2 separate regions of the Mus musculus genome follow, and region 1 is linked to region 2. A link is a loop called in an ENCODE intact Hi-C map of the cell type or tissue named here. Cell type or tissue: gastrocnemius. All regions are shown on one strand. Links, peaks and the distances in the headings refer to the core of each region. The heading gives the core; the rest is flanking DNA. Region 1 overlaps Usp13 (ubiquitin specific peptidase 13 (isopeptidase T-3)). Region 2 holds the start of Usp13 (ubiquitin specific peptidase 13 (isopeptidase T-3)).

Region 1 (9,392 bases), core at 872-8,871, 70 kb after region 2:
GTGTGCGTGTGCATGCATGTGTGTGTGTATGTGATTCAAGAGTAAACTCAAGGGTCTGGTATTTGGCCTGAGGGAACACACAAAGACAGACATTCTGTAGATAAGCATAAGAATATAGTTATCAATGTGGTCTATCCCATGAAGGGAAAGCGAAGAAGGTAGTCAGAGGGAACAGATATAGATTAGTGGAAGGGATGGAAGAGAGGGACAGAGAGTGTGAAATTCTAAGAAACTTGTGCTCTTTCAAATTTCAACATTTTTAGTGCTTTGTTATCTAGGATTTTTGTTTTTGTTTTTTTTACATTGTGAAGGTTGACAAATAATTAACTTTGTATATTTTTCTTTAATGAACATGTAACTTATGCTTGTGTTTCACATGTAAGACTTAAACCTCCCTCTATTCCTGGTCAATTGACCCCACTGCTTTGGGCCTTTGATGTGATAGTGTCTTAGTTAGGGTTTCTATTGCTGTGATAAAGCACCATAACCAAACCACCTACCCACCCACCCACCCACCCACCCAACCAACCCCCCACCCACCCACTCACCCACCCACCCAATCAACCACCCACCCAAACACCCACCCACCCACCCACCTACCCACCTACCCACCCACCCACCTACCCACCTACCCACCCACCCACCTACCCACCCACCCACCTACCCACCCACCCACCCAATCAACCATCCACCCACCCACCCACACTCACCCACCCACCCACCCAACCACCCACCCACTCACCCACCCACCCAACCAACCAACCAATCAACCACCCACCCACCCACCCAATCAACCAGCCACCCACCCACCTACCCACCCAACCAAAAAACCTAGCAAATTGGGGAGGAAAGGGTTTATCCGGCTTCCACTTCTAGAGCATAGTCCATCACTGGAGAAAGCCAGGACAGGAACTAAAGCAAGACTTGAACCCGGAGGTAGGAACTATTGCAGAGGCAATGTAGGGGTGCTACTAATGGCTTGCTTCACATGGCTTGTTCGGCTTGCTTCTTATAAACCCCAGAAACACCAGCCCAGGGATAGCACCACCCATAATAGGCTGGGCCCTTCTCCATGATCACTAATTGAGAAAATGCCCTACAGTGCATCTTATGGAGACATTTCTTCAATGGAGGTTCCTTCCTCTTTGATGACTTTTGCTTGTGTCAAGTTGACACACAGAACCAACCAGTACACATAGTACACGGTAGCAATAATGTGTGGTGGATAAGAGTCATTCATGGATGCTTTGTGCAGTGTGAAGAACTCCCACTGAATCTTGAAGGCACGTCCCCAGTGACTTTGTCTTCACACGAGGCCCTACTTTCCAATAATGCCACAGGTTGGGGAACCAGCCTTAAACAACATGTGGCCTTCAGAGACAGGCATCCAAGTTTGGTAGTACATTTCCTGTTTGGCTATTGGTAATCATTTGATGAAATTGGTGATGAGACACTTCAGTGTGGAAGCATAATTCTTATCTCCAAGGAAATACAGATTGTTTACTCTTGGGTCAAATGTGTGACTATGTCCAAAAAACATGTATTCAGGTTGCCCCAAAAGACAAGCTCACTGTGAATTGGTCATATGAGAATTTATTAGTTAGAGAACAAAGAAAGTAATAAATCCAAAGTGTTGTTGAGGACTACAGGTACACAGGTCACAGCAAAGAGGGGACATCTCTGTTATAGATACTATCTGATGACATTTTAGCTTTGGGATTCGTGGAAGCTAACAGTCTACTAAGAATACATTGTAAAGACCTTAATAGTTCCAGGCTGTTAGGTTAGATGTATTACAAGAATGGTCAACGAATGTCTTTCAAAGGAACTAAAAATAGCCCAAGATAATTTAGCTCTGGTCTGTTACGTTTTAACTCTCCATAATCTTTTAAGTTCAGTCATTTGCTTGTAGAATATGTAACTCAGGTACAGCTTTTCTTTTTCCTGGGACCTTAAGTTCACAGATGATATGAGTCTGTTCATTTGGTAGCTGTGTACCAAGCATGTCAGACACTATTCTGTTACTTGTAGATACTGTCTACATGGAGTCTCTGTCTTCGCATTTTAGTATGGGCTTTTCAGTCACAGATAATCATGCAGAATTATATAAGAGTAATTCCAGCTAGCAATGGAGGTTAAGAAGTTGAGCCATCAGCAGGGAACTGGGAGGGTGATGGTGAGTTGCCCAGTCTGGGGAGGAGGCGTCCAACAGACCTGAGAAAGTTACCAAGCATCTGGAAAAGAGACAGTGGTGGCCTGGTCTTGAAGCAGGGGTGAGGATGATGAGTAGCTAGAGCATCCTGGACAGGGTAGAGAGCTTACAAATGAGATCAGAGAAGTGGGCAAGGAGACCAGAGGTCAGCCTGGGCTGTAGAGTGACAACACCCTGTCTCAAGTCACAAGAAAACAACACCAAGAAGTAGAGAGAGTGAAGAGGCAGTGAACTGTGGGAGTGGAGGGATGACATGTTAATATCAGATGTCAGAGTTAAGGCTAGTACTGTTTGGTTAAGATTGTGGTCTGCTGGGAGAAAGGGTAGCCAAACTGCGACAGCCTGCAAAGTTTCAGAACTCAGCTTTGAAGCCAGGCTAGGTATGAGTGTGTGTGTGTGTGTGTGTGTGTGTGTGTGTGTGTGTGTGTGTGTGTGTAGTGGCATCTTGGGCTCCAGCACTTACTCATGGGTACCTTGGATGCTACCTAGGAAAATGGCACCTCAGTTCTTATTTCTCTCATAGGGTAATGACAATGTTAACCCCTTGGTCATAGGGATGTAATGAAAAATTCCTCAGCCACACAGGAAGCCTTACCTCAAGAAAGGTAGTTAGGGTAGATGTCATTGCTGATACCTTCATTTTGAAATGATTGACATGATTCCCATCACTAAAGGAAAATGTTATGTAAATACTTGCTAAGATAATATAGCAGATCTCTATTCAAGACGGACCATCCTGAGGGCTTGGCCATGACTCCAACGAGGACAAGTAGAGATTTTTAACCAAGAACATGGTCAGGCTTAGGGAAGGAACATCATTGTGAGGAAACATCGTTCTGAACAAATTCCAGTGAGATTATTATTGATGTTAGGCCATAATGGTCTGTTACTGAGGATGGGGACTTTCAATAGAGTGATAGAGTGGAATTCACATGCAAGAAAAAGACTCTATGAAGACAGAGAAGGAAGTCTGCAACTGAGTTAGGGAGAGTTTAGGATATGCCCATCACTTTGGCTAAAGAAGAAGGCTGTCAATAACCTTACCTGTTTTGCATGGGGCAGGCTCTTACAGTATAGTACAAGAAGGCTGGCTTTGAACTTGCAACCTTCTTGCCTTAGCCTCCCCATTTGCTGGATGCCATATGTCTTTGAAGCAGTGATTGTGGCAACATGGTTTCTGATATGTCCGGGTGATGTGGGGGACTGTTGGCAGAATGCGAAATGTTAAGCTTGTGTCTCAGGTGAGGAGATTGGCACATCTGAAGGGTGCTACTCTAAGGATGGTGAAACCCATTGATGGAAGCTTCCTGATTTGGGGATAGCTCGAGAGTCTGCTCTGAGGGAGGAACTCAAGAAAGCCTTTCCTCAGCTGGATGGCTGTAGAGTGACCACTTGCGTCTGTTGTCCCATTTCTATGTGGTGACTATGCTGTTGTCTCCTAGGTATGTAGGAAACCTCCCAAGGATATTTGACTACTCACCGTTAGATCCAACGCAGGACTTCAACACACAAATGTAAGTGCCCAGTGCTGTGTTTTAAGTTTCTGGTGGGGTGTTTGCATTGGTTACTGCTGAGTTGAAGGCAATTCTTTTTTCTTCTTTATTTTCTGTATTTTTAAGTGTTCTAGAATGGGTGTGTGTTACCTTTATAAGAAGAGATTAATAAAGTTATAAAGTACTGAGGAAACTTTGACAGTGGAGTCAGAATACCAAGCTGTTTGTGAGGAATCCGGATAGAGAGCAGCCCCGCTACAAGAACTCATGGGTCATCTTCACATCTCTTTGGGAAACAGCAGTGGCCTCTTTATTGTTTGTCTCTCTCCTGGCTAGGACTAAGTTGGGACATGGCCTCCTCTCTGGCCAGTACTCGAAGCCTCCAGTGAAATCTGAGCTCATTGAACAGGTGATGAAGGAGGAGCACAAGGTACGTGTCCCCGAATGCCAACTTGACTTTGGTTAGTGATATGGGATTCCACGGGTTGGCAAAGGGGCTGTTGTAAATTCAGTGAGCTGTCAGGATACCCGTGAGCTTATACTTACTGAAGGTAGCATACCCACAACATTCTAAAGTAATGAATGGTCTATCCAAGTGTGGTTTGGTGAACCAATGCGTTTCTTGGAGAGTACTTAGAGGGTATCAGAGTTCCCACTGTCTTGGGTCGCACAGGGGCCATATGTGTGCCCTCATTTGTGATTTTCTTAGGCAGAGCTGGAACTGGAAGCACGAAGCTTAAAAACTATCCCCTTCCTCCCATCCAGTCAGGGCCCATTTTTTATTTTATTTTATTTTTTTAATTTAATTTTATTTTTTGCCAAGATAGAGTTTCTCCATGTAGCCCTGCCTATCCTGGAACTCAGTCTGTAGACCAGGATGGTCTCAGACTCGAGTAGATTTGCCTGCCTCTGCCTCCCAAGTGCTGGGAGTAAAGCTATGCACCACCACTGCCCAGTTTGTGGGTTTTTTTTTTAAATCTTAAGTTCCAGATGTTTTTGCTAGGTCCCCTATCTCCCTCCTTTCTTCTCTCCATCTCTTCCTTTCCACTCCTTCCCCACTCCCTTTTCTTCCTTCTAGAAAGACTCTCCCCATGTAGGTCAGTGCAGTATAACTTTTCCTGCAGAGATACGAACAGCATATACTTACTGAAGGTAGCATACCCACAACATTCTAAAGTAATGAATGGTCTATCCAAGTGTGGTTTGGTGAACCAATGCGTTTCTTGGAGAGTACTTAGAGGAATCAGGATGAGAGAAGTATGGATGCCACAAAGCCAGCCCACCCCAGCAAAGGCAATGACTTGGGCAAGCAGCATCCCTATAGCTAGCTCTCCAATTTGCTGAGAGTTCTATTGAAGAGCTTCCTCTCCCTCAGACTTGCTCATTGCTTATAGAACAGTTTTCTAAGTGTTGAACCTTCCTGAGTCTTGTTAGTTTCTTGAGTTTCCTGACGTTTATCGGCCAACCTTGATGAACTCTTGATGCTCCTTTTCAGCTTCTAGAGTGCTTGCTACAGATTCTCTTTTGTTAAACCACAGCACATGGCTTTCTCAGCCCCTCCCCAGAGCTGAGGATTAGCAATTTCTGTTAACTTCTTGCTGTTGGAAAGTTAAGAGTGCTTTCCCAGCATGCTTAATCAGGGAAAGGTAGTTAGCTATTTGCTAATTGATACACGAATTGAAAGTTGAGCTTGATGGATCTCCATGTGCACCCTGGGCTGCTATTTACTCTCTGGACTTCTCTGTTACACAGCTCCAGAGGGGACTGCTTACAGCCTGCTCTTTTTTTGATTGGTGTCCTATGGCAATGTGCAGTGCATGGTCTGGTCTGTGTAGCTGGATCCAGCATGCCTTGTGTTTATGGCCACAGACATCCTGAGTGAAATCCAGACCTATCTCTCCACCCACTGTTATCTCTTCAGAATACCTGTGTTCACCTGTTCACTTAGGGCTCAGGCCTGTCCCATGCTGGGTCTGGAGTTTGAGAGCTCTGTGCTCCCCAGTTAGGTCAGCTGTCCTGAACTACTAGGGTAATTTAGAGCAGAAGTGAGACGAGAGCTCGTGCTTGGTCATATGGAGCCAGCTGCTGGTGGGAGGGGGAAAAAGAGCGAAAGAGGATGCAGGGAGTGTATCCACATAGGTATCTGGATGGGGAAAGGAAGAAGGTTAGGAAGAGGGGAGGGAGGGAAACAGATGCTTTGCTTAAAGAACCCAGGAGAGTCAAGGGGTGGATAGGGAGAACACACCTTCTCAGAGCATCTTGTTACCCAGCATTGCAGCAGAAAGCCTATAAATCCACCAGACCATGAGGAGGCCTTCACTGCGGACACAGTGGAAAGTGTGTTTGGATAGGGGTGGATCATCCAGGCTTCTTTCTCTAGCTTCTATGAAAGTTTGAGGGAAAGATGATTGGTTTTTTTAAAATGTGTTTTGATATCATTACTCTGGGACATTGTACAGGCTGTGCTGGGCCTTCCGTAGTTGTCGTAGGGGCAGCCTCTGCCTTGTCTGGTAGAGACAAGGAGTCTAGTCCTGAAGGGCTGTGTGACTGAATACAGCTCATGGAGCCACAACCTTCAGATGGCTGCAGGTGTGTGTGTTGTGGGGAGAAGGGGCACTTTCAAGAGTTTGCTCTCTAATGATGGTAAATCTGTATGTATTTTATGACCATTTTTGTGCTTTTAGAATCTCCTTATTTGAGGAAGTGTAAACTCTTCAGGTTAGCAGTGTCTGGATATAAAACTGCATTTGGCTATTATCATGATGTCCTTGATAGGCAGGTGGGAACCTCTGCTCTGCTTGTCTAGGGTACGACTGCCTTACTCAGGCCGTATTTGGCTGATGAATATGTTTTCTTGGTTCCGACATAATATCCAAGTCCTCGTCCCTCCGTGGCAGCTGGAGCCCACTGGCAGACCTCCTGTACATGGAAGGGCATGATTCCCAGCTGACTCCAATCCCTGTGACTTGTGATCTGTTTAATGTTCCTGGCATGTGGGTTTGTGACCTTTAGTCTAGATGACTTAGAAAACCCTTCCCTGCAGTGTAGAACCAGGACCCAGTGGCCTTGAGAAAGGATCCCAAAGGGCTTGGGATATTTAATTGGGAGAGTGCTGGTCTAACATGCTTGAAATCCTGAGTTCTATTCCCAGCCCTGTGTAGACTGAATGTGGTGTCACAGGGCTGTGATCCTACCACAGAGTGTCACATGTCCCATGGAACATCAGGGAATGGAGCCAATAACTGAGACAGACTGAAGTCACATACAACAGCCAAGTTTATTCAGAGCATCAGACAGTTTAGACTCTGAGGGTTAAGGGAAAAAAATCACATGAGTAAGGTTCTCACAAACTCAATCTCTATCAATTACAAGGACAAGATACACTTGGCAAAGATATGTTTTCCCACAGAGGTATATAAAGTATAGTTTAAACATCTAATTGGATAGCAATAATGAGTAATCTGACGTAAACTCGCACTTCCTGGGAGGAGCAGGAAAACACATTTCAAGAACAGTTCTGTGTTTTAAGGAAACCGAAGACATAAGGCTCTTGTCTTGTTTTCTTGGAGTTTTCTCACAAGCACTCATAAATTTCTTCACATGACTGCATTACTGGACTTTGTTTGTAAACAAAGGAGTTGGAGACAGGAAGATCAGAAATTCAAGGTACATAGATAGTAAGCTCAAGGCCAACCTGGGCTAAATGAGGTCCTACTCTAAACCAACCAACCAACCAACCAACCAACCAACCAACCAACCAACCAACAAACAAAGTTAAAAGGAAAAAAAAAAAAAACTCATGACCATGGCCCTCCCTGGCAGTGGAGAGCTCTTGTCTGTGGGGGGGGGGAATGGGAGCAGGTCTTTGGTTTCACATCTATACAGCTCCTGTGACATTCAGGGTAGAGGTTGAACTGAACGTGTGTGTGTGTGTGTGTGTGTGTGTGTGTGTGTGTGTGTGTGTGTGTGTATTTGTTTTGTTTTATTTTGCAGTCCTGGGCATGTCCTGGGTTTTAAGCAGTTTTTCAAATAGACCATAGCTCCAAGCAGACCTCTCTACTTTTATTGGCAGTGGAAAGGTGGAGGGAACTATTTTCTGTTGGTAGCTCATGTCACACCATGCCCGTTGAGAGCCAAGCTCTTCTTGCACGGAAACAGAAATCCATGCAGAAAGGTCTTGCAAAGGTGGAACACTGTGGACTTCGGAGTTGCCTCAGTCCATCTGGTGCCTGTGCAGCTGCTGTGGACAAGTGTGTGACCTTGCTCCAGCACTTGCTTGGATGGGCCATTTCAAGTATTCAAATCACCAGCCAGCTCAATAGCCTGGGCTTTTCACTTCTTACCTCTGCCTTTTGTCTTGTATCTTGGTTCATTTCTGATAGATATGTATCGTGATATCAAATCATCTGCTACAGACCAAGGGCAAGCCTAGCTTTCTAGTAGTATCTCAGTTAACTATTTCATCTATGAAAAAGATTCCCAATATTGTAGTTATGGTTTCTATTGGTGTGGTAAAACTCCAGGACGAAAAGCAACCTGGAGAGGAAAGGGTTTATTTTGTCCTACACTTCCAGTTTATAGTCCATCACTGAGTTAAATCAGGACAGGAACTTAAGCAGAGTAGGAGCCTGGAGGTAGGAACTGAAACAGGCCATGGAGGAATACTGCTGGTGGCTTGCTCCTCATGACTTGCTCAACCTGCTCTCTTATACGCCCTGGGACCGTTTACCCAGGGGTTGTACCATTCAAAATGGGTTCAGTCTTCCCTTATCAATCAATAATAACGAAAGTGCCTTGTCTACAGGATTGACTGTGGGCCGCTCTTATAGAGGCATTGTCTCAATTGTGCTGGACTCTTCTCAAATGTGTCTAAGTTTGTGTCACATTGACAAGGCCAACCAACAACCAATATTTGGACTCTTTCTTCCTTCCTTCCTTCCTTCCTTCCTTCCTTCCTTCCTTCCTTCCTTTCTTTCTTTCTTTCTTTCTTTCTTTCTTCCTTCCTTCCTTCCTTCCTTCCTTCCTTCCTTCCTTCCTCCCTCCCTCCCTCCCTCCCTCCCTTCCTTCCTTCCTTCCTTCTTTCCTTCCTTTATCTTTCTTTCTTTTTTTTTTTTTTTTTTTTTCCCGAGACAGGGTTTCTCTGTATAGCCCTGGCTGTCCTGGAACTCCTTTTGTAGACCAGGTTGGCCTTGAACTCAGAAATCTGCCTGCCTCTGCCTCCCAAGTGCTGGGATTAAAGGCATGTGCCACCACCGCCCAGTTAATGTTTGAATTTTTTAAGAGACAATTTTACTTTTGTTTGTGTGTGTGTGCGCGTGCGTGTGTGCGTGTGTGTGCAAGTGCTAGTGGAGGCTACAACTGGGATTTCGTGGTTGTGAGCAGTCCAGTATATGGGTGCTGGAAACTGAACCTGGGAAGAGCAATAAGCACTCTTTAACTGCTGAGTCGTCTCCCAGCCCAGTATTTGATCTTTGCTCTACCATGTCTTTAAATATTTGTTCTTGATATCTATCTATCTATCTATCTATCTATCTATCTATCTATCTATCTATCTATCTATCTATCTAAGCTGAGGACCAAACCCAGACTCTCCTGCATGATAGACGAGTGCTTTTGAATCTTTTTCTTCAGCAAATAGCATGCGTGAAGAAGTTGTGTATTCAGAGAAAGAGTGTCCTGGACAGCTT
Region 2 (9,392 bases), core at 570-8,569:
CTTTTGACTATATTTACAGTATCAGCTATGAACTCTCTCCTGTGGAGCAGGCCTCAAGTTTGATTGCAAAGTGAATGCTTTCCCCCACAATATTCAGGCCACATTTGTACCAGTGACCATGTCTTGCCTATTAGGTTGTCATGGTGACATTCACTATTCACTGATGGCCAAGATCATTGAAGTCTTTTCCACTTTAGGGGCCTGTATAGCACCTTCTAGCACTATGAACGCTAGCTAGTGGGGAGGACTCTTCCAGGTCACTTTCAGCTGGATTTTTCTACGTTCTGAAGCCAAGGGTGTTGTATCATTGCAATAAAGTACAATGATCTAGTTATGGTGGACAATCAACAGCAATCATAGCTAGCTCTTTTTTTTCCCTATACTAAAGCCGGGGCTTTGAACTCAGGTCTTAATATCTGTATTTGAAGGTTCTTACCCACTGCGTTATCTCCTCAGCTCTTGCTTGGGTAATCTATGTATATATGTTTGTAGAATAGCCTCAAGAAGAAAACACTATAATTTTCTTTTATCGGTATAAATTGTTTTGCAGTTAATCAACAGCACTTATCATGGAAGTTTCTCATAGAACTGAAGATCTTATGGTCCACTCTCCCCAGGTCTCACAATAAGTGGCTCTTTGAGATCCCTCACATTACAGGCAAGCCTTTGAGGTCAAGAGCTATTCCATTAATTGACATTATTATGATATCTTTTTACTCTGTAGATTTCCTCTCTTGGCATTAGTCATTATAACTAATATTCGTATCACACTTGATATAACCTCTGTCAGTTCTTGAAATAACATTTGTGCAGCAAAGTATTTTATTAAAAAATGAACAAAGCTGACTGCAGAGAGCATTTGTTACAATGTCACTAAGGTGAATCAATCACTTGTCAGGTACTTATGAATGTCCCAAATAAAACCATTCTGTGCAGTCAACATTGTCCAAATACAGAGCTCACAGATTTAGACATGCAGCCTAGGCTAACCTGAGCAACAGCACAAGACACAGCATAATGGAGTTTCTGATGGCAGGCAACAAGGCTTGTGATTTTTGTAGTCATTTATTGTTGTATGCTCAGGATCAAATACAGAGCTCCGCATATACTAAGCAAGTATCCTCCACCACCGAGATTTATTATTTTAAATTATATGCATGTTCATGCATGCTCACACACTTGCGTGTGTGCACGATGCCCATAGAGGTCAGAAGTGCTGAACCCCTCTGGAGCTAGAGTTACAGGTAGTTGTTTACCTGGGGTGGATGCTGGGAAATGATCTTGGGTCTCCCAACAAGAACAGTATACTCTCTTCACTGCTGAGCCTGCTATAATTTATAACAATGGATCTCTGAGGGTTGTTGGTGCTGTTAGAAAGGACTTCATGAAACAAGTATGTTTTGAAACGACTGAGATGATAGATATGAGGTGGGAGAGTTTTGAAGCAAGGCTGGAACCCATTCATCTCTCCTTAGGGAATGGTCCCGTGTTGTCTTCAAAAGTACTGTGGTGAGGTGGAGTCTGAAGGACAGAGGAGGGCCCTAGAGTGCTGCCTGCTTATCTGGGCTCTGCAAGAAAATGAGAGAAACGTGGCAGAAGCAGAATGGCCTGATGTGGCCAAAGTCAGTCTGAAATGTGGAGACATTGGGTCTGTTAGAAGTTAAGTGTCTATTCGTCATCACTCCTTCAATCTGCACATTAAGATCTATGTGCAGAAACTGGCCTAAAAATAGAGTCCTGTATGAGTTCATATCTAGAATTTGAAAAACTAAGTTTAAAGTTTGCAGTAATTGAGCCAGAGTTTCCTCTAATGTCTTTCTTTCCTTCCTTCCTTCCTTCCTTCCTTCCTTCCTTCCTTCCTTCCTTCCTTCCTTCCTTCCTTCCTTCCTTCCTCCCTCCCTCCCTCCCTCCCTCCCTCCCTCCCTCCCTTCCTTCCTTTGAATATGCTCAGTGTGTTGCACAGGCTGGTCATGAGTTCCTGGACCCAGACAACCTCGCCACTCAGATTCCCAAGTAGATGGGACAATCTGCATGTATCACTGTGTCCAACCTTGAAATGTCTTGATAAAGACATTTTCTTAATTCAGTGAAGTTTCTTTTACTCAGATTTTTGTTTTGATAATGTTTATATTGTGCAACACATGCAACCTTGTTGGAGACACATTGAAAACAAATCTTATGACCAGCTCCCAAACAGAACCATTTAAATTTTATGTTTTTCTAGTTACATCACAAATGCATGTTTATTTATTTGACTTTCAATGGTATTGCATAAGCATTGCATGTTAACCGAGATGTTATAAAAATATTGAGGCAAAATTCATAATAATTATCTTCAGATTTGCATCTTTGAGTAGATAGATATACATAGTTTGATTATCTCTCTACATTCAGTTGATGTCCACTTCTCCCTGTTGTGATAAGAGATGTCATCTGGCATGTCACTGGCATTCTGCTATGCAGATAGGTTTTCCATGTATCTGTATCGACACATGATATTTATGTATATGTAAATGTATGTGTGTTTATATCTTTGCACTCTTGGTGCACACCCATTAGCTCTCTGGAAGGCCATAGGTGGGACCTGAAGTCATTGCAGACCCCAGACTAGTTGTCCTTGCTTCAGTAAGCCTCTTTGACTCTGGTGTGTTCTACAAATATCTCTTCCGGTCATTTGTTTTGTTTTGAGATGGATTCTCTTTGGAGCTCAGAGTGGCTTGGAATTCACTGTGTAGCTAATGCTGGCCTTGAATTTATGGTATCTTCAACCTCTAACTGCTGGGATTCCAGGTGTGCAATACTACTGGTTCACAGTCCATCACTTTAGTCTGTGTTGTTCTATGAGAAGGGTTGGTATGCAATGCAGTAACCTAGCAATAGCCTTCAACTTCTGTACTGACTATTGAACCTGAGATGTTTTTATAACGGAATTAGTTAATTCTTGTTATGTGTGTGTGTGTTGCTACTTTGTGTATGTAGCAGTCAGAAGACAACTTTACAGAGTTGATTCTGTTTCTACCTTTATGTGGGTTCGGGGCACTGAACTTGGGTCATTAGGCTTAAGCAGCATGCACCTTTACCGCTGAGCAATCAATCTCACTGTACCCAATAAATAGATTGAAATAGGGTATCGGGCTCAAGGCTATAATCTCAGCTACTGGGAACACCGAGGCAGGTGCGTGGCAAGTTCAAGGCCAGTCTGGACAACACAGTTTTAAAAGGTGTGGGGACATAGCTCAGAGGCAGAGTATTTGAATTATTGTTTCCCCAATAGTAGCAAGCTCTCGGTTTCAATCAGACAAGCAAAGGGAAACAAAACTATTGGAACCACATAGAAAAGTAAAGGATGGTAAGGAGTCCCCTTGACTTCATGCTTTCTGTTTCTCTCAACAATCTTGACAATTATATAGCTTGCACATTTTCTAAGAGACATATGGGGGCCAAAAGGCATGCACACAAGTGTGTATAGGACCCTCTCAAGGACTGGAAGGAAGGCCCACCAGGACACAGTAGCTGGCCAACCTCACGCACATTCCTGGCTTTCACGCACAGAATTACTTTCTGTTTCCATCTAGTAATGTGGCTGATGACAGTGCAGAGTGACCTCATTGCTTTTAGAGGTGCTCTACAGTAACTGCTTCCCAGTGAGGGATCTTTTCTTAGCTCCCAGTGTCCTGTTATATACCATGCTCCAACAAGTAGCCTACCAAGATGGAATTTAAATGTGGTGTAAGTATCACCCAGGATACCCCTTGGAAAACAATATATACATATAAAATTAAGATCAGTGTTACTAAATTTCCTTCCAGAATGCACAGGCCTGAAATCCAGCAGTGGGGAACCAAATGGGGGTGATGGGTTGGACTGGGGCAGGGGGATCACCAGGAGTCAACATCAACTTGGGATTCAAAGTGACAAAAATAAAAGTAAACACCCTTTCAGAGATGTGCAGTTTTTGTTCCCACCAACAATGTGTTTGAGGGTGTTTCTCAAGCCTGGACTAATTTGATAGATCTTTTATCAGCTGCCAGATGAGAAACAAATCTCACCGATTTGACTTTTTGTTTAATTCGAGATTGGATATTAAGCTTTCAACATTTTAAATCAACTTTCTTTCTGTAGCCAGTTTGTGAACAGGCAGAGATCCTACTAGATAGGGAGGAAGCCAAGTGTAATGTGTGTAATTCTTTGCTCTGAAGCAATGTGAGGCAGAGACATTTAGTGACATCACCAGCGACTTTCAGGATAGTCTTATCTGGAGAGACTTACAGAATGCTTTGGATCTGCACCTTCTCGCTGTCACGAAGAGCTATGCCCTGGTAGTAGGATACACATAGTTAGGGAACCTCAGTGGAATAGCCGATGTAGGATGGGTGGGTATTTACTTATTTATTTTAAAGACAGCATCTCATGTAGCTAAGCCAAGGCTAATTTTGAGCTCCTGTACCTGTTTCCACCTCCTCATTCCATGGGTTATTTATTTATTTACTTTTTTTTTTTTAAGAAGATGATAGACATGAGAGTATACGTCACGAACACGCTCTATTTGCATATTATTAAGCCCCCCCCCCCATTATTTTATTTTGAAGAATCCACAAGCAAGGGCAGAACATGAATCCTCAAATCAGGCTACCGAATGTTCGAGAAGGGCCTTGAGTCATAGGACGGCATTGTAAAGATGGAGAAAAATAGACATCCTTATCTGGTTGTGTGGGGGAGGGGGTAGAATTCCTACAGTCTACCCTTGCAACATATAGGGAAACATACCTCTTCCTTCTCCAGGCCTCGATGGAGTCTAGTATCTTTTACAGAGCTTTGCATGTTTAAAAAAAGTGAGAAGTAAGAATCTAAGAGAAGGCGACTCCTGAGTCCCACCCACCCCTTTCCGATCTATGGGGAGGTCGCGCTGTGCACCGCTTTTTTGTGCGGGCTTCCCAGGACCTGATCCTGGGCAGTTGGGGATTACATCCCCGAGGGGCCATGGCGGGTCGGGAGGCGTGCGTGGGGACCCGGGGCCTCCCTGGTTCCCACTCCTGCGTCCCCGCCCTCGCGGCATCCCCCTCCCCGGCGCTGCGGCTGGCGCGCGCCCCGCCTGACGCTGCAGCTGGGCCGGCGACTCGCCATTGGATTAAAAATAGCAGCTCCCGCCCGCCGGCCGGCCGGGGCAGAGGCCGAGCCTCCCGAGCCTAAACTGATCCTCAGCCCGCGCGACCGCCGCGTCCAGGTCCTGTTCTCCCGCTGCGCCGCGCTCCTCCCCAGGCCCGCTGCGCTCCGCGGTCATGCAGCGCCGGGGCGCCCTGTTCAGCGTGCCGGGCGGCGGCGGGAAGATGGCTGCAGGGGACCTGGGCGAGCTGCTGGTGCCTCATATGCCCACGATCCGCGTGCCCAGGTCGGGGGACCGCGTCTACAAGAACGAGTGCGCCTTCTCCTACGACTCCCCGGTAAGGAAGATCCACGGCGCAGTTGCGCAGCCAGCCTGGGAAACGGGGTGGCGCACAGGGCAGGGGACCCGATGAGCTGCGGGCCCGGGACTTTTTCCTCCTCCTGCTGCCTCTCCTCCAGCTTTGGCTCCCTGGCACCAAGTGAGCGCCTCCAGGCTGCTGCGGACGAAGACTGGGTTCCCTGGGCCCTTCGCTCCGCTAGCCTGTGGCTAGGATGCCAGGGCCCCAGTCGTCAGTATTCTGCCCAAAGCCCCAGTATCGAGAAAGGCAAGCAAGAGTTAGTCCAGGGTTCTGAGCTGTTCTCGCGGGCGACAGAGGGTGGGGACGTGGTAGGTGAGAGTCCCCTAGCCCGCGGCACGCTCAGTCTCTCTCTCTCTCTCTCTCTCTCTCTCTCTCTCTCTCTCTCTCTCTCTCTCTCTCCTTTCTCTCCCTCTCCTAGAAGCCTTTTTTTTTTTTTTTTTTTTTTTTTTTTGCCCAGGGTTTCCCACTGCGGGACAATGCTGATGGACTCTGAGCTCGCCTCTCTCTCCATTTCCCATCCCATTCCTTTCTGGCTATTGTCAGGTCCGGTGGTCCCATTAGGGCAGCAGAAATAAGGGGTCTGCCGCTGGCTTATTATGGCTCCCTAAAGCCTTACTCAAATCTTTCCCTTCTAAGTGAGTCACTGGGCTGACGTGCGCTATGTGAATTATTAAAAGTTCACTCCTGATTCGTGACCCCGCAGGAGGAGGGGAAGTTAAGAGACATCCTGGCCTTCCACCAGGGAGGCTGGGGGAGGTTTCCAACCCGGTGGGTTGTGAGGTTGTGGAAGCTTGCGAGGCAGAGGCAGGGTGAAATGCCCCCTACAGTAGTCAAAATGGGCTTCAAAGTGACTCAGCTGTCTGGCGGCTATCTGCCTTTTTGAGGACCAGGTTATTTTTATCCTTCCACTTTGGATCTCATATGTCACCCAGCAGATCTTGGGGCATCGTGAGGTGCATGGGTTGGAGGGAGAGACAGGTTTCACAGAGGTTGTACAACATATATAGTTATTAGGGGCTTCGACCCTAAAAGAGAGGCAAAACCTCAGAAGTTTCTTTTCTTTTGTTTCTTTTTCCTTTTCTTGTCTGGGGTTGGTTGGCTTGGGATGGTTAGTGAAGCTTGTTTTGTTTGGTATTTCATTGTGGTTCTGGCGTTATCCTCTTCTCTGGGATTGTTTAGTTTTTCTCTTATGCTATTCCGGTTGATCTGGGGATCAAACCTAACTAATTTGTTAATTATTTATTTTTCATATCTTTAAAAAAGACCCGGGTAGAGTGGAATGAAAGATTACATTTAACAGTTGGCACGCTTTGAACACATTACTCCCGGTGACTGTCAGCACGCCATTGCATCCCATCCCCTACAACACTCTTGGAAAGACCGTTTTCAGGTTGTGTGGACCCTGTTGGGTAGGCTACATGAACCCCCTCCCCCAGGGTGGGGCATGGCTAGTGTCTTAAGCTGTGGACAGACTACAGACACTGGAAGGTGGCTTAACTCCTCAGGACACATGTACTGGCTAGTTTTGTGTCAACTTGACACAGGCTGGAGTTATCATAAGAAAAGGAGCTCCAGTTGAGGAAATGCCTCCATGAGTTCAACTGTAAGGCATTTTCTCAATTAGTGATCAAGGGGGAGAGGCCCCTCGTGGGTGGAACCATCTCTGGGCTGGTAGTCTTGGATTCTATAAGAGAGCAAGATAAGCAAGCAGGGGAAGCAAGCCAGTAAGGAACATCCCTCCATGTCCTCTGCATCAGCTCCTGCTTTCTGACCTGCTTGAGTTCCAGTCCTGACTTCCTTTGGTGATGAACAGCAGTATGGAAGTGTAAGCCGAATAAACCCTTTCCTCCCCAACTTGCTTCTTGGTCATGATGTTTGTGCAGGAATAGAAACCCTGACTAAGACAACACATAAAATGGCTTTCTCTATGGTGAACTGGTTGCTTCTCAAGCTTTGCTGGTAGACTGGTACTGGAGAGCAGGGGTGAGGACAAGTCGCTTGTTGAAACCGGTTTCCACAGATAGGCTCTGGGTCTCCATGTGCCAGTCAGTGCTCTAGAGGCTTCTTGTCCATGTACGTGATGAGTTCATGCGTGTTGCCATGTTCCTTGGGGGAGACTGGTTCTGCTTACAGGCTATGAATCATCCTATTTCATTATCTGTATTTCCGGGAAGATGACGAGGGTTTATAACCGATCATTTAAAGCATGGTGCCTGATAATGAGAAGTTTTTTCTTGGGGGACTTCAGCAGTTCACTGAGGATCCAGTGTTTTTTTTTTTTTTTTTTTTTTTTTTTTTTTTTTTGAGCACCTAACTTAGTGCCAGCTCACACATGTGAGAAACACAGTTGGATGGTGTCAAACAGAGCAAAGACTTTTGTTCATATGTGTTGTGGGGCTTTGTGGGGAAGGTCAAAAACAGTTACATTGGGGTGGGGGTGAGGGTAGACATCCTCCTTTCCGATTGTTTTGAAAAGGCTCATAGCTAAAGGTGATAGAAGATATTAGAATGGGTGGATATTCTAAGGGAGAGGAGTTATATGGTCCAATACGCAAAGCACAAATATCTCCTTCTTGTGTGCCTATAATGTATTGCAAAACAAAAAGGCCGATTTGGCAGAGTGTGGTAGTTTTCTAGCTGCTAACATAAAATCCCTACAGGAACAGCCACCAAGAGACAAAATTTAAGTTGGCACGTACAGTGCAGTCCATGTTAGAGGGGAGGGAATGGTGGAACAGTTAGTAGTGTGCGGCCACTTAAGGAAGCAGAAGGCTCAGGTCAACATGAGAAGCAGATATAGCCCCCAGTGACCCATTTCTGCTAGGCAGACTACACCAAAGGTTCTGTTACCCCACCTTTTAACAGTACTACCACCTGGGGCACAGCACAGGGTGGGGTGGGCAACAGGGATGGACTCAAATCATAGCAGCAAATAAGATGCAACTTCAGAACCAAGAAAGGAGTAGAAAGAGGATCTTGAATTCCGAAAAAGTACTTGAATATATAAATATATATATAAATCAATTATACATATATATGTACACACACATATATGCAATTTTTTTGTCTTGCTGGTGTCAGATGTCCCCATACACTTGAGCAGAGACCCCCCACAGTAGTAGGAGCTGGGATTTAACATGTTAACCTCATACCCTAACATTGAACCTGATCTTGGTGTAGGTCCTTATACATGTTAGACAAGTACTCTGCCAGTAAGCTATATCCCCATATATCTTTTTATGTCCTCTATATCTTTTTATAATTTAAAATAGGCTCTCACTGAGTTGCCAAGACAACTTACTTGAAATTATTCTGAACTCTGGACTGACCTTGAACTTGAGATATTTGTACCTTAGTCTCCTAAATAGCTGGATCACAGGTCTATGCCATCAGCCCAGGCTTAGCAATCTATTTTATTTTTAAATGAAATTATTTAATTGATTAACATGTGTGTGTGTGTGTGTGTGTGTGTGTGTGTGAGAGAGAGAGAGAGGGAGAGAGAGAGAGAGAGCGCTGGACCCACATGAGTCATGGCTTATTGTTGAGCTAAGAAGACAACTTGCAAACAGAAAAGGAATCTTTCCTCCTTGTCCATGGTGACACTTGACCACGAGTAAGAAATAATAATCCCTCCTGTCCAGTTGTCCCCTCGGCAGTTTGAATCCAGTGTTGGAAAGTAGCTATTGCAAAGCAAGGTTGGAGGAAGGCAGTCCACGCCTTTGTATTGTGGAGGCTCCAGGCCGTAGGCAAGTTCGAGCTCTGCAGGCTGTAGTAAGCTGGACAGGGTTAGACTCATCTCAGTACTTCCCAGGTCCTTCCTCTCCTCAAGTGTCTAGGACAGAACAGATGATAAAGGCAAGTTTGTTCCCCTGCCCTTTTGGTTTTGCCCAGGTCTAGCCTCCGGCCTCAGTGTGTTCAGTTCAATTCTCC

The links. Hi-C counts contacts between places; a loop is a spot of excess contacts. Peaks named below come from ENCODE experiments on the same cell type or tissue, not always from the same donor. Only the 100,000 strongest peaks of a DNase experiment are listed, where the experiment ranks them.
Region 1: it touches region 2 in a loop (4-fold over the local background); 2 of 42 quality-filtered maps call a loop at or near these places.

The regions. Positions count from the first base shown.
Region 1 is chr3:32,882,454-32,891,845 of GRCm38, forward strand. It overlaps Usp13 (ubiquitin specific peptidase 13 (isopeptidase T-3)), which reads left to right. Exons shown (of 21, transcript NM_001013024.2): 9 at 3,655-3,726; 10 at 4,042-4,135. Among named protein-coding and RNA genes, the nearest start is that of Usp13, 70 kb to the left of the region's middle. In gastrocnemius, for the core only: no CTCF peak of the experiment used is centred there; no DNase peak of the experiment used is centred there; H3K27ac peaks cover 6,832 bases.
Region 2 is chr3:32,812,432-32,821,823 of GRCm38, forward strand. Usp13 (ubiquitin specific peptidase 13 (isopeptidase T-3)) reads left to right here and starts at 5,195. Exons shown (of 21, transcript NM_001013024.2): 1 at 5,195-5,441. The coding sequence starts at 5,280. In gastrocnemius, for the core only: a CTCF peak has its summit at 5,482; a DNase peak (open chromatin) is centred at 5,150; H3K4me3 peaks cover 4,000 bases; H3K27ac peaks cover 3,937 bases.